2 separate regions of the Homo sapiens genome follow, and region 1 is linked to region 2. A link is an interaction called in ENCODE POLR2A ChIA-PET data of the cell type or tissue named here. Cell type or tissue: Caco-2. All regions are shown on one strand. Links, peaks and the distances in the headings refer to the core of each region. The heading gives the core; the rest is flanking DNA.

Region 1 (6,350 bases), core at 614-5,613, 120 kb after region 2:
AATCATTATTATAAAAATTGCCATTTGGCACCTAATCAGCTGAATTTAATGCTCTTCTCAATAAGCAAATGTTTAAGAATATCCAAGGAAACTAAACTTGCCTTATTAGATATAAAAACCTAGAAGTAAAAAACAGCAATGTATTGATGCAGAAAGACAAATACATCAGTGGAACACAATAAAGAATCTAGATACAGACCTTTGAATTTATATGGATTTAGTATATGATACAGGTGTGATATTTCAGATCATTGGGGGAAGGGATAAACTATTCAGGAAATGGAAATGGTGTGCTTCATTTGGGGAAAAAAGTTAGATCCCTACTTTTAATTCTGGGTGAGTTAAACATCTGAGGGCCAAAAAATCTATTTGATGGAGACCTTCCAAAGCAAAACACAGAGTAGGGCCCAGAAGCCACAGAACATTGACAAATGTGACCACATTTTAAAACAATTGAAAAAAATCTATCTGGTGAAGGATACTATAAAGTTAAAAAACAAGTGACAGACTGAGATAAATATTTGCAACTTTTATAACAAAGCATGAATATAATTGTCTATTAATCAGAGAAATGGAAATTAAAACCAATGGGATAACAATTTCTAACTGCTTATGTTAGCACATTAAAGTTGTTTGATATCTTATTTTCTCATAGGTTTATGGAAAATTTATACACTGTTAGTGCAACATTTTAGTAGCTTGATTTGGCCTTTTCTAGCAACACTAAAGATGTTTGTGTCCTTGATCTAGCATTTCCGTGTCTGGGAATCTATCCTGATAAATACTCATACATGTGTGCAGTGATGTGTGTACAAGGATGTTCACTATAATACTGTAATTGGAAAAATCAAAGCAAACAAATTATCTGAATGTTTATATTAGTAAGAAAGTATTTCAATAAATTATGATGTAACAGTCACCTAATGTAGTATTATGCAAAAAAATGGTTAAGGTACATGTATAGACAAGGAAGGAAGTTTATGGCATACTATTAAGTGAGAAAGACAAGGCATAATCTTAGGAGCAGTGAGCATACCTAGAACCCAGATCTTGGTTTTTAAATACCATTTCTCACCAAAAGGAACTATAGCTTCTTGGAGCAATGGCTGATTCCAGTACTGGGGTGGAATAGATTCAATATGATTCTGGGGCATCCTGTATTAGAAAGTGAGGAAGTGCTCAAAAAGGGATTTGGTGGGGGAAAGGGGAGCAAAAGGACACAGCAGCATGCTTGAAGACTCTCCCACTGGCCAAATCTGGGACAATTTAATCACCAAAATAAATAAGGGCCCTAATGGATTGAAACCCACTGAATAAGAATCCCTGAATTTCTATGTATCTTAAGCAGATTAATAAATACATAAATGGGGATAAAAGTACAGCTCGTCCTTACAGTAAATGCCAACTAATAGTATAGAAAAAATGAGGCAGAATTAGTTTTTGGAAGGCAAGAATCATCAATAGATCCTAAATCAATGGAGGGAAATCTGATGAGGATCAGGGCATTTATATAGTTTCAAAGTATCTTTCAAATTACGACAAAAGGAAAGATTGTAAGTATATAGGGAAGAAGCCAGACAACATCTTTTTTTTTTTTTTTTTTTGTTTAGACAGAGTTTCGCTCTTGTTTCCCAGGCTGGAATGCAGTGGCGCGATCTTGGCTCACTGCAACCTCCACCTCCCATGTTCAAGTGATTCTCCTGCCTCAGCCTCCCAAGTAGCTGGGATTACAGGCATGCCTGCCACCATGCCCGGCTGATTTTTTGTATTTTTTTTTAGTAGAGAGGGGTTTCATCATGTTGGCCAGGTTGGTCTCGAACTCCCGACCTCAGGTGATCTGCTTGCCTCGGCCTCCCCAAGTGCTGGGATTACAGGTGTGAGCCACTGTGCCCGGCCTGTTTTTTTAAAAAATTTAATTTAATTTAATTTTACTTTAAGTTCTGGGATACATGTGCAGAACATGCAGGTTTGTTACATAGGTATACATGTGCCATGGTGGTTTGCCGCACCTATCAACCCATCATCTAGGTTTTAAGCCCCGCATGCATTAGTTATTTGTCCTAATGCTCTCCCTCCCCTTGCCCCTATCCCCCAACAGGCCCTGGTGACCACACAACATCTTAACCAAGTGATTAAAGCTAACATCAACAGTAAGATTGCTCCAGATTTGATGCTTTGAGGATGCATTGCTTATATAGTACCACATCCAAAATGTACAGCCTGCAATCTAATTGTGAGAAAACCTTGGACAAACCCTAGTTGGGACCATTCTGTAAAACAATTGGCCTACCTTCTTAAAAAATGTCAGTGACATGAGAGACAAAGCAAAGATGAAGAACTGTTTAAGATGAAAGGAGATTAAAGAGACAGGACAGCTAAATTGAAACTATGACCTGTATTGGGGAAAAAAACTATATATGTATATTTTGATCTTGCTGTGTTGCCCTGGTTGGAGCACAGTGGCTCAATCATGGCTCACTGCAGTCTTGACCTCCCAAGCTCAAGTGATCCTCCTACTTCAGCCTCCTGAGGAGCTGCCAACCACAGGTGTGCACCACTATGTCTGCTTAATTTTTTAAAGTTTTATAGAGACAGGGTCTTGCTGTCTTGCTGTGTTGAACTCCTGGACTCAAGGGATCCTTCTGCCTTAGCCTCCTAAAGTGCTTGGATTACAGGCATGAGCCACTGTGCCCTGCCTGCATTATTGATTTTTGATTCAGTTGACAAATACAGAATATGAACTGTAGGTTAGATAATACTGAATTTGATTGCTGTGATTAAGAGAATATTCTCATTTTTAATAAAGATACACAAGTATCTTTTGAGAGATAAATAGGCATGATGAATATAACCTACTCACAAATGATACAGAATGTTTCAGTAATGTACAAATAGAGTGTTATATACAAATATTAAAAAAAGGTATGGAAGGATACACATTAAACTTTTAACAGTGAAGAAATGAGAGGACGAGTACTGTGAAGGTGGACTTTTTACCATATGGCTTGAAGTTTTGACAATATATATTCACGTAGTTTATAATACATTAGCAAGAAATTGTCTGGCTGGGCGCAGTGACTCACGCCTTTAATACCATGACTTTGGGAGGCAAAGGTGGGCAGATGGCCTGAGCTCAGGAGTTTGAGAGCAGCCTGGGCAACACAGCGAAACCCTGTCTCTATAAAAAATACAAAAATTAGCTGGGCGTGGTGGCATGCACCTGTAGTCCCAGCTACTCAGGAAGTGGAGATAGGAGAATTGCTTGAGCCTGGTAGATGGAGGTTGTTGCAGTGAGCCAAGATCACACCTTTGTACTCCAGCCTGGGCGACAGCATGAGACCTTGTCTCACACACAAAAAATTGTCACATCTTTTTTGTTTCAACTTGTGACTTTTAATTTTGAGTTATTGAAATCATAGTAGGCTGGGCGCGGTGGTTCATGCCTGTAATCTCAGCACTTTGGGAGGCTGAGGCGGGCGGATCATGAGGCCAGGAGATCGAGACCATCCTGGCTAACATGGTGAAACCCCGTCTCTACTAAAAATACAAAAAAGTAGCCAGGCGTGGTGGCAGGCGCCTGTAGTCCCAGCCACTCGGGAGGCTGAGGCAGGAGAATGGCGTGAACTGGGGAGGCTGAGCTTGCAGTGAGCCGAGATTGTGCCACTGCACTCCAGCCTGGGCGACAGAGCAAGACTCTGTCTCAAAAAAAAAAAAAAAAATTATTAGTAGTTCCATTTGCTGATTCATCTTTTGAGAGTGTAATAATCTGTAAAAGTAGATTATTTGAACTTTTGAAATTTTATAAAGGCAAATTCTCTTAAAAAAGTGCCACTGAGATGAGGTAAGGTGAGATGAGGTTGGAGTAGTTTCCTTTTACAAAATGTTTAAATTTTCATTGTAAATTTTCTTTTTTGTTTTTTTTGTTTTTTTGAGACAGGGTCTCGCTCTGTTGCCTAGGCTGGAGTGCAGTGATGTGATCATAGCTCATTGCAGCCTTGAACTCCTAGGCTCAGGTGATCCTCCTGCTTCAGCCTCCCAAGTAACTAGAACTCTAGGCACACACCACCATACCTGGCTATTTTATTTTATTTTACTTAGAAGAATCTTGCTATGTTGTCCATGCTGGTCTTTAACTCCTGGACTCAAGTGATCCTCCCACCTTGGCCTCCCAAAGTACTGGGATTACAGGTGTAAACCACCATGCCTGGCCCAATGTAAATTTTTGTTGACATCAAACATTGTTATAGCAAGTGTGTAAGCCATAAGTTTATGATTTGATGAATTTTCATGAAGTTGATAGACCTGGGTAATCAGTGCTGACATCAAGGACCAGAATATTACCGCTATATAATATAAAGTGTGCAGGAAGAAACCCCATCTCTTTACCAGTGCCCCACTCTCCCTAGAGCACCTACTATCTGACTTCTAACACCGTAGATTAGTGTTGCTTGTTTTGAATTTTATACAAATAGAACCATACAGTGTGACTTGTTTTTGCGTGCCTAGCTTCTTTTGTGTTTAGTTTGTTTATTCTCATTGCGGAATCATACTCCATTATATGACTATACTAGATTTGTCTGTTATATTACTGATAGATGTTTAGGTTATATCAGTTTTTTTTCGCTATCAGAAGCAGTGTAGCTATAAACATTCTTGAACATTCTTTTGGTGATAATATGTATTAATTTCTGTTGACTATATTCTCAGAAGTGGAAATGCCAAACACTGTGAGGTTCCTACATTAAGAATGAATCTGAATAGGTATGCTCAGCTCGAATTGGTACTACAAAGTAGTCTTCCAAAGTGATCTTACTGATTTTATACTCCAATGGTGTATGAGACTGTATCCTTACCATACTTGCTATTGACTACTTGTTTTTTTCCATTCTGTCAGATGCGTAGTATGCATTGTGAATTTTTTTTTTTTTTTTTTTTTTTTGAGATGGAGTCTCGCTCTGTTGCCCAGGCTGGAGTGCAGTGGCGTGATCTCGGCTCACAGCAAGCTCAGCCTTCCGGGTTCACTGCATTCTCCTGCCTCAGCCTTCCAAGTAGCTGGAACTACAGGCGCCCGCCAACACGCCCGGCTAATCTTTTGTATTTTTAGTAGAGACAGGGTTTCACTGTGTTAGCCAGGATGGTCTCGATCTCCTGACCTCGTGATCCACCCGCCTTGGCCTCCCAAAGTGCTGGGATTACAGGCATGAGCCACCGCGCCTGGCCTGCATTGTGATTTTAACTCCATTTCCTGGGTGGCTGTTGAAGCTGAGCACCTTTTCTCATGTGCTTATTGGCCATTTGGATATGTTCTTTGGTGAAGTGTCTAAGTCTTTTGCCCATTTTTGTTTTTTATTGATATGTAGGAATTTTAAAATATATTTTGGACATGAGCCCTTTATTGAATATAGTTATTACAAATATCTTAGTTGCTTGCTTTTTACTTTATTACAGGGTGTTTTTTTTTTTTTTTAGTGAGCAGACATTCTTAATTTTATTATAGACCTATTTATAGTTGTTTTCCTTTATAGTTAGTGGTTTTATATGTGTGTGTATTATGTAGTTATGTTTAAGAAATCTTTGCTCATGAGGTTTTATTTCATTTTTGTATTTTTTTCTGGACTCAGTATTAGATATGTTACTTGATTCTAAAAAAATCCATCTTCCTACCCCTCCCCTATTTTCTCTCTCTCCAGAGTGGGTATTAAGGACATTGCTGGTATCCATTTGCCAACAAATGTGAAATTTCAGAGTCCGGCTTATTCTTCTGTAGATACTGAAGAAACAATTGAACCTTATACAACTGAAAAGATGAGTCGAGTTCCTGGAGGATATTTGGCTTTGACAGAGTGCTTTGAAATTATGACAGTAGATTTCAACAACCTTCAGGTGAAAAAAATTCAGTTACTATTTTCAAGCATTAAATTTCATGCATTGTTTAAAATAATATATAGGACAGACAGTCTTTATTTTATGAGTTTGCATGAAGATTCCACTTATTGTATGTAAAGAAAATGATTAAAGGGTAATTAGAATTTCTTCCTGAAATTATTTGCTTTCTTCCTTGGTTTCCTTGCTTTTCTTTCCTTTCTTTCTTTTCTTTCTTTGACAGTGTCTTGCTCTGTCACCCAGGCTGGAGTGCAGTGGCACCATCTCGGCTCACTGCAGCCTCGACCTCCCAGGTTCAAGCAATCCTCCTGCCTCAGTCCCCCAAGTAGCTGGGACTACAGGCATGTACCACTGTGCCCGGCTAATTTTTATATTTTTAGTAGAGATGCGGTTTTGCCATGTTGCCCACGCTGGTCTCAGACTCTGAGCTCAAGCGATCTGCTGACCTTGGCCTCCCCAAGTGTTAG
Region 2 (6,350 bases), core at 393-5,392:
AATATGTATAATATGTACACATATAAAAACATATGTGGCAATGAAACATCCCAAATCCACAATAGTGGTTACTTATAGAATGGTAAGGACACAGGATGAGGAGGGGTCACAGGAGCCTTCAACTCTCACAGAGATTTACTTATATTAAAAAATATTTTGACTTGTTTCCTTCAAATATTAAAATCTGATAAGGCCAAATGCAAGTACTGAAGTATTCAGTATAGTATTCTCTATGTACTATGTTTACAATATTTCATCCAAAAGGAAAGACACGACCAGAAGGAAACTTGATAAAACTTATTTGAATATGATAGTTAGAAAATAACAGCATATAACTTTAACATTGGCCACCAAATGTGGGCTACTCTAGCTCAGGTTTTTATTATCCCTTTGGCACAGAATCTAGCACAGGGCCTGACTCATAAGAGGTGCTCAAGTAAATATTTGCTTAATGAACTGGACAAGCAGGTAGAAAAAAGTCGAATTATTAATCTAGTCACCTCTGAATATTTTCAAATGTTTTGTTACATCTTAGAATATTTGAGAGTATGAATAATAATTACTGATACACTGGATCTTCTCAACAATTGAGAACATACTTTCTGCCAGACAGCCCATTTTTTAAAGGTATTACTAGGTGTTACGAACTGAATGTTTGCGTTTCCCCCAAAATTCATATGTTGAAACACTAACCCCCATGTGAGGTGGCACCTCTGGGAGTTGATTAAGTTTAGATGAGGTCACAAAGGTGAAGCCCACCTTATGGAATTATTGTAAGAGAAGGAGACTCAAGCATGTGTTTTCTCTTTCTCTCTTCCCGTGTCCCAAGTGAGGACACAGCAAGAAGGTGGCGTGCAAGTCAGGAAGTGGGCCCTCACCAGATACCGAATATACCAGCACCTTGATCTTGGACTTCCCAGCCTCCAGAACTGTGAGAACTAAATGTCTGTTGTTGGAGCCACCCAGTCTGTGGTATTTTGTTATGGCAGCCTGAGCTAAGAGACTAGGATTTAAAAAAAAAAAAAAAAAAAAAAAAATCCACACACCAACACACCTTTCTGTTCATTACGAACACACCTTCTTAATTGCTAATAGGAAAGGTTCCGATGTGAGCCCTCATAAATCCCTGCCTTGGGGAGCTGATGAGACTCCCACACATCATCTGCATCCTGTCTCCCTGGACCAACAGGAATGCTCTGATTTTTAATGACTTCCATCTGTTTTACAGATGAAGCTTTGCTTATTTGGTAAAGACCCAAATAGGAAGTGAAAATACAAAAGGTCAGAGTTCTGATACCACCTAGCTGTGTGCACTGGGCAGGCCAGTTAGTCTCCATTTACCTGAAAACTATCTAAAATGTGAGATTTGGCCAGGTGGCCAAAGTGTCTTCAGTTTCTAAATCAGAATATTGCATTAGTTAGGAATGTCATTTAAAATATGTCATTTAAAACATGTGGGCCGGGCATGGTGGCTCACGCCTGTAATCAGCACTTTGGGAGGCCGAGGCCAGGAGTTCAAGACCAGCCTGGTCAACAGAGTGAAACCCTATCTCTACTAAAAATACAAAAAAATTAGCTAAGCATGGTGGCACATGCCTGTAATACGAGCTACCCAGGAGGCTGAAGCTCAAGAATCGCTTGAACCGGGGAGGCAGAGGTAGCAGTGAGCTGAGATCGTGCCACTGCACACCAGCCTTGGTGACAGAGTGAGACTCTGACTCAAACATAAATAAAATATGTGGAAAACACAACCAAGTGGCCCTCAGCCCACTTAAATAGAAATGCACCTTGATGAAATATTGCTTAGATAATAATTATGCCATGCTGAACTTAAGCTTACAGTTGAATTGACTTCTCCACGACTGAATGGAAAGCAGCAGATAGTGTTCACAAAAATAGCCTCCTTCCCCAGTGCTCACTCCCAAAGACAGTGGGAGACGCTAAGAGGGGAGGTCACACTCACAAAAGCAGTCACCACCTTGCAGTTTTCAGTGATATCATCAGTTCTGTGAAAATTTCATTAGCTGAAGAGAGCTGCTGCTGCAAGAACCGGATAAGTTTATGGCATGAACATCATGTTTATAATTCTTTCATAATATTAACTGATGTTTCAACCAAAACCTGGTTTTATTCCATCTGAGTGACTTTCCAGATGTTGCTGTACAGCTTGTAGCTTAATAAAGCATGAATGTTTTCTCAAGCATGTGAAAATATCTAGATTTCCTGGTGTCATGGGAATCTGCTAAAGTACTGATAATTAGAGCTCTCAGCAAATACCTCAAGAATATTGTTCCCCATTTTTACCAACAAGAGAGATCAAGCATGGATATCATTTGAGATAATCAGACTGTTTATAACCCACTGTGCAAATTCTACACACCAAATACCGCAAATGTGTAAAAAGGAGCAGAGCAGGCTGGTAGAGGTTAATGGAGGAACCTGCCCTTCCCAGCCCCATGTGCTGATCTCCTTACCCTTGGTCTCACCCCTAATCTCACCAAGGACTGGACAAACAAAAGTGCTTTCACAAGTTTTCCTTCATACCTTCACTGGACCTCAGAAGCACTTTTTTTTTTCTTTTTGAGAAGGAGTCTTGCTCTGTCACCCAGGCTGAAGTGCAATGGCGTGATCTCAGCTCACTGCAACCTCCGTCTCCCAGGTTCAAGCAATTCTCCTGTCCCAGCCTCCTGAGTAGCTGAGATTACAGGCGCATGCCACCACACCTGGCTAATTTTTTTTTATTTTTAATAGAGACAGGGTTTCACCATGTTGGTCAGGCTGGTCTCAAACTCCTAACCTCGTGATCCATCCACCTAGGCCTCCCAAAGTGCTGGGATTACACGTGCAAGCCACCATGCCTGGCCCTTCAGAAACGCTTTTTAAAAAAAAAAAATCAAATTTTTTAAAAGGAGCTATTTATGGTGTCCATGTGGAACGGCAGGGGTGTGTTTGGTTTGTGGATATAAGGAAAAGAGATGTGGAGAGGAACCGATGATAAATCCTAAAGTAAATTCTCACGAAGTTTTCTCACATCCGGGAACTATTTGGGTTTTAAATTCTTAGCCCTGATTTTGCCTTAAGCCCCTTATTCCTAATCCTATCAAAGGTACCCTCCTTATTCACTTTCTAAGTCACAGACCCTCTAACCCTCACAGGTCGGGTGCCTCACATTAACTCCAGTCACGCTGCTGCTGTCTTCCCCCCAGGCATCATGACTTCCAAAGATGAGGTTCTGTTACTACTCCATAGGCTGTGCACACAAGGCGACAGGATTCAGTGGTCACTGGTCATGGCACCAGGTGGCCAGGTGAAATGAGAAGGACAACAGGGGAATTGGTTGTGAGGGCTGAGCCAGGGAAGCACGAAGGCAGTGGGCTCAGACTTTGGTCCCCTCCAGAGCTGAGACCAAAATGAGGTTTTTCTCATTCTAATCCCATCTGACTCAACAAACTGCTGCCAGATTAGTTTTCCCAATTCCAACCACCTCTCCTGCCCAGAGTCCCCCAGATTCCTTAGCTGATCCTCACAGCCTTCCACAGTCTGGCAAGAACACATTTGCGAGCCTCCTCCCCCACCGCTTCCATCACTCCACTCAGCCAAGAGAGTGATTCATTTTCACCTTCATGAGCTTCATCTTCTCCCCCTGCTGATGTTGTGTTCATGTGTTTCCTAAACTGAAAATACTCCTCCCTCATCTGTGTGTTTCAACCCTGCCTTTATTCATTCAAATATTGAGCCCTCACTGTGCCAAGTGCATCTCAAATCCCAAGGAAAAGAAAAAATAAATAAATAAATACTACTTCTACCAGAATGTCACACCTGATCCTCCCACTGAAAATACCCTCCTTGCTTCTAAAGCCTCCAGCACCCGATTATGTGACAACCCTGATCTTCTAGCTTCCACCTTGGTCATCTGCTGAGGAGATATGACTAGTGAGAAGAGCTGCACATTCTTCAGCACACAGGCCGAGCACTCCAGGTCCCTTCACAATAGAGAAGAAAGCACTTCAGGAACAAAAAAGTGACTGACAACATATCACATGCTCCCAAGAGGTGGAGATAAGAAATGAAAAGCATCCTCTAAACTGAGTCCAGGGAGGTCAGAGGTGTGACCCTGGAGAAGGCCACTGTCACAAGAGTGAGGACAGCAGAGAACTGTGGAGCAGGGAGTGTTGAACAAAGAAAGGGCAGGAGGAAAGACAGCACAGGCTGAATACAGACTCATTTCTGTAACCCACCTTTCCTCCACCCATACCCTCAAATAGCTTTAACAGGTCTTACAGGTTCAAGATAGTAATCACTGTTGAATAAATTCCAACACAAAAACTAATCTATGCCATCCCATATGTATGCCATCCCATATGCACGACCTGCATAATATTTACCAATGCTTTAAGTTACCATTTATCCTCCATTATCCTTTGAAACATTAAAACTTTTTTCCTACTGCTGTACATTGAAACTCAACGTTTCATGGAATTTTCCCCCCTTTTGCTCCTGCAGATGGGAAAGTATCTGGGTTAAGGGAAAGAGATCAATGAAAAAGCGGAAAAAGAAAATCCTTCCTACAGATTTTGAGACTCACGCCACTTCTCCCTGCCATTGCTAAGAACTAAGCTGCTTTTCAGGATGCCGCAGCAGGCTCCTAGACTTCCCAGTCTCACCGGGCAGTTACTCAGGTGGTCACATAACCTGAATGTTGTTGTTTCCAGATTCACAAAACAAACACATTTAGAGACACAATTTGATCTGTTTTCATAGTAACATGAATGCAAATCAGTTCTTGGATATGATGCAGCTGCTTAAGAGAGGCTTCCAGGCTCTCCAGCTACCAGCTAATAAGGTTACTTCCTCTTAATAACCTACTTCACAGACCTCTTTAGAGATTTCACAGCTCCTCAGCCCAGGGTCTCCCCCTGTCTTACTTTTAACCAAAAAAGCAACCATGCACCTGGAAATTAGGAAACCAACAGCTTTTCAACAATCTACCTCAGAAAAATTCTTGTCAATAAACACACAAATCTCAATTTTCCCGAAATCAGAAAGAAGTTTGACCTGTAAAAGGAGTTAATACACTCAGTTTTTCACTACTAGAGACTTGAAAAATGTATTTGGTGACAAATTATGAAAATAGGGAGTGGTTTGCCTATCTAAAGGATAAAGAAAATGAGCATCACTTAAGTCAACTATGAGCTATGCCTTTATAATTATTTAGAAATCTATTATATTAAAATCTCAGAGTACAATCTTCCTTATATGAAATAATTGCTGAAAATCCACACTAATTGGCCAAAGTCACAGCTAACAATGACAGAGTGAAAATCAAATGCCTGTCCTCTTAGCAGTACATTTCTTCAAGCAGCTTAGTATTTTCATTTTAAGAAAAAAGAGCTCAGACATGATAATGTTGTAGGGGGAGGGAAGGTTGTCTGGATGACTTCTGTTTGAAAGCATAAACTACATGTCATTTATGTCCTAGATATCATATACATACACCCATGGGATGCTCAGGGAATTCATGGCAGGACTTATGGTATCATAAACATTATCTTTGCAATATTTGTGTTCTAAAAGTTACACACTATTGATCTGACGGGCACAATACAGCTTTCACTTATGCCTAAAGTTCTCAAGGCACCTTTTGAAAGCAACTGGGAATCTGTACCAATACATGTCAAATCCGGGACCAGAGAACAGAAAGAAGCAAAAATGGAGCACTGGATTGGAGACACAACAGAAGAAATAAAACACAACAAGCCATCACTTGAAAACTGGGAAATCTAAAAGCAAAACTACAGCCTTGTGATTTTATTTTTAGATTTAGTGATGCCTGAACATTCAAAAACTCTGTTTCAATGTTAAGTACTAATGAAAGCTAAACAAGTCAATATTCAGAGCTGTTCTTTCCCTTTAGCTTAGATGTTATTCTTTTTTTTTTTTTTTTTAGAAAATAGTCGTCCATACATTTCATCATCTTGGAATCAACTGCATATATATATTACATATATTTTATAATATATAACATATATTTCATAATATATATTTTAAAATATAACATATTTCATAATATATTTTATAACATGTTTTATATTTTATAACATATATTTTATAATATATTATATTTATAATATATATTTTATAATATATTTATAATATATATTTTATAATATATTTATAATATATATTTTATAATATATTTATAATATATATTTTATAATATATTATATTTATAATATATATTTTATAATATATTATATTTATAATATACATTTTATAATATATATTTATAATATATATTTTATAATATATTATATTTATAATATATATTTTATAATATATATTTTATATTT

Evidence for each region. Peaks named below come from ENCODE experiments on the same cell type or tissue, not always from the same donor. Only the 100,000 strongest peaks of a DNase experiment are listed, where the experiment ranks them.
Region 1: POLR2A ChIA-PET joins it to region 2 with 5 read pairs; 4 of 35 experiments call an interaction of 5 or more read pairs at or near these places.

The regions. Positions count from the first base shown.
Region 1 is chr4:147,660,379-147,666,728 of GRCh38, reverse strand. It overlaps PRMT9 (protein arginine methyltransferase 9), which reads left to right. Exons shown (of 12, transcript NM_138364.4): 7 at 5,691-5,883. Among named protein-coding and RNA genes, the nearest start is that of PRMT9, 21 kb to the left of the region's middle. In Caco-2, for the core only: no CTCF peak of the experiment used is centred there; no DNase peak of the experiment used is centred there.
Region 2 is chr4:147,784,679-147,791,028 of GRCh38, reverse strand. The region is part of intron 1 of ARHGAP10 (Rho GTPase activating protein 10); the gene reads right to left. Among named protein-coding and RNA genes, the nearest start is that of MIR4799, 5.3 kb to the right of the region's middle. In Caco-2, for the core only: no CTCF peak of the experiment used is centred there; a DNase peak (open chromatin) is centred at 2,475.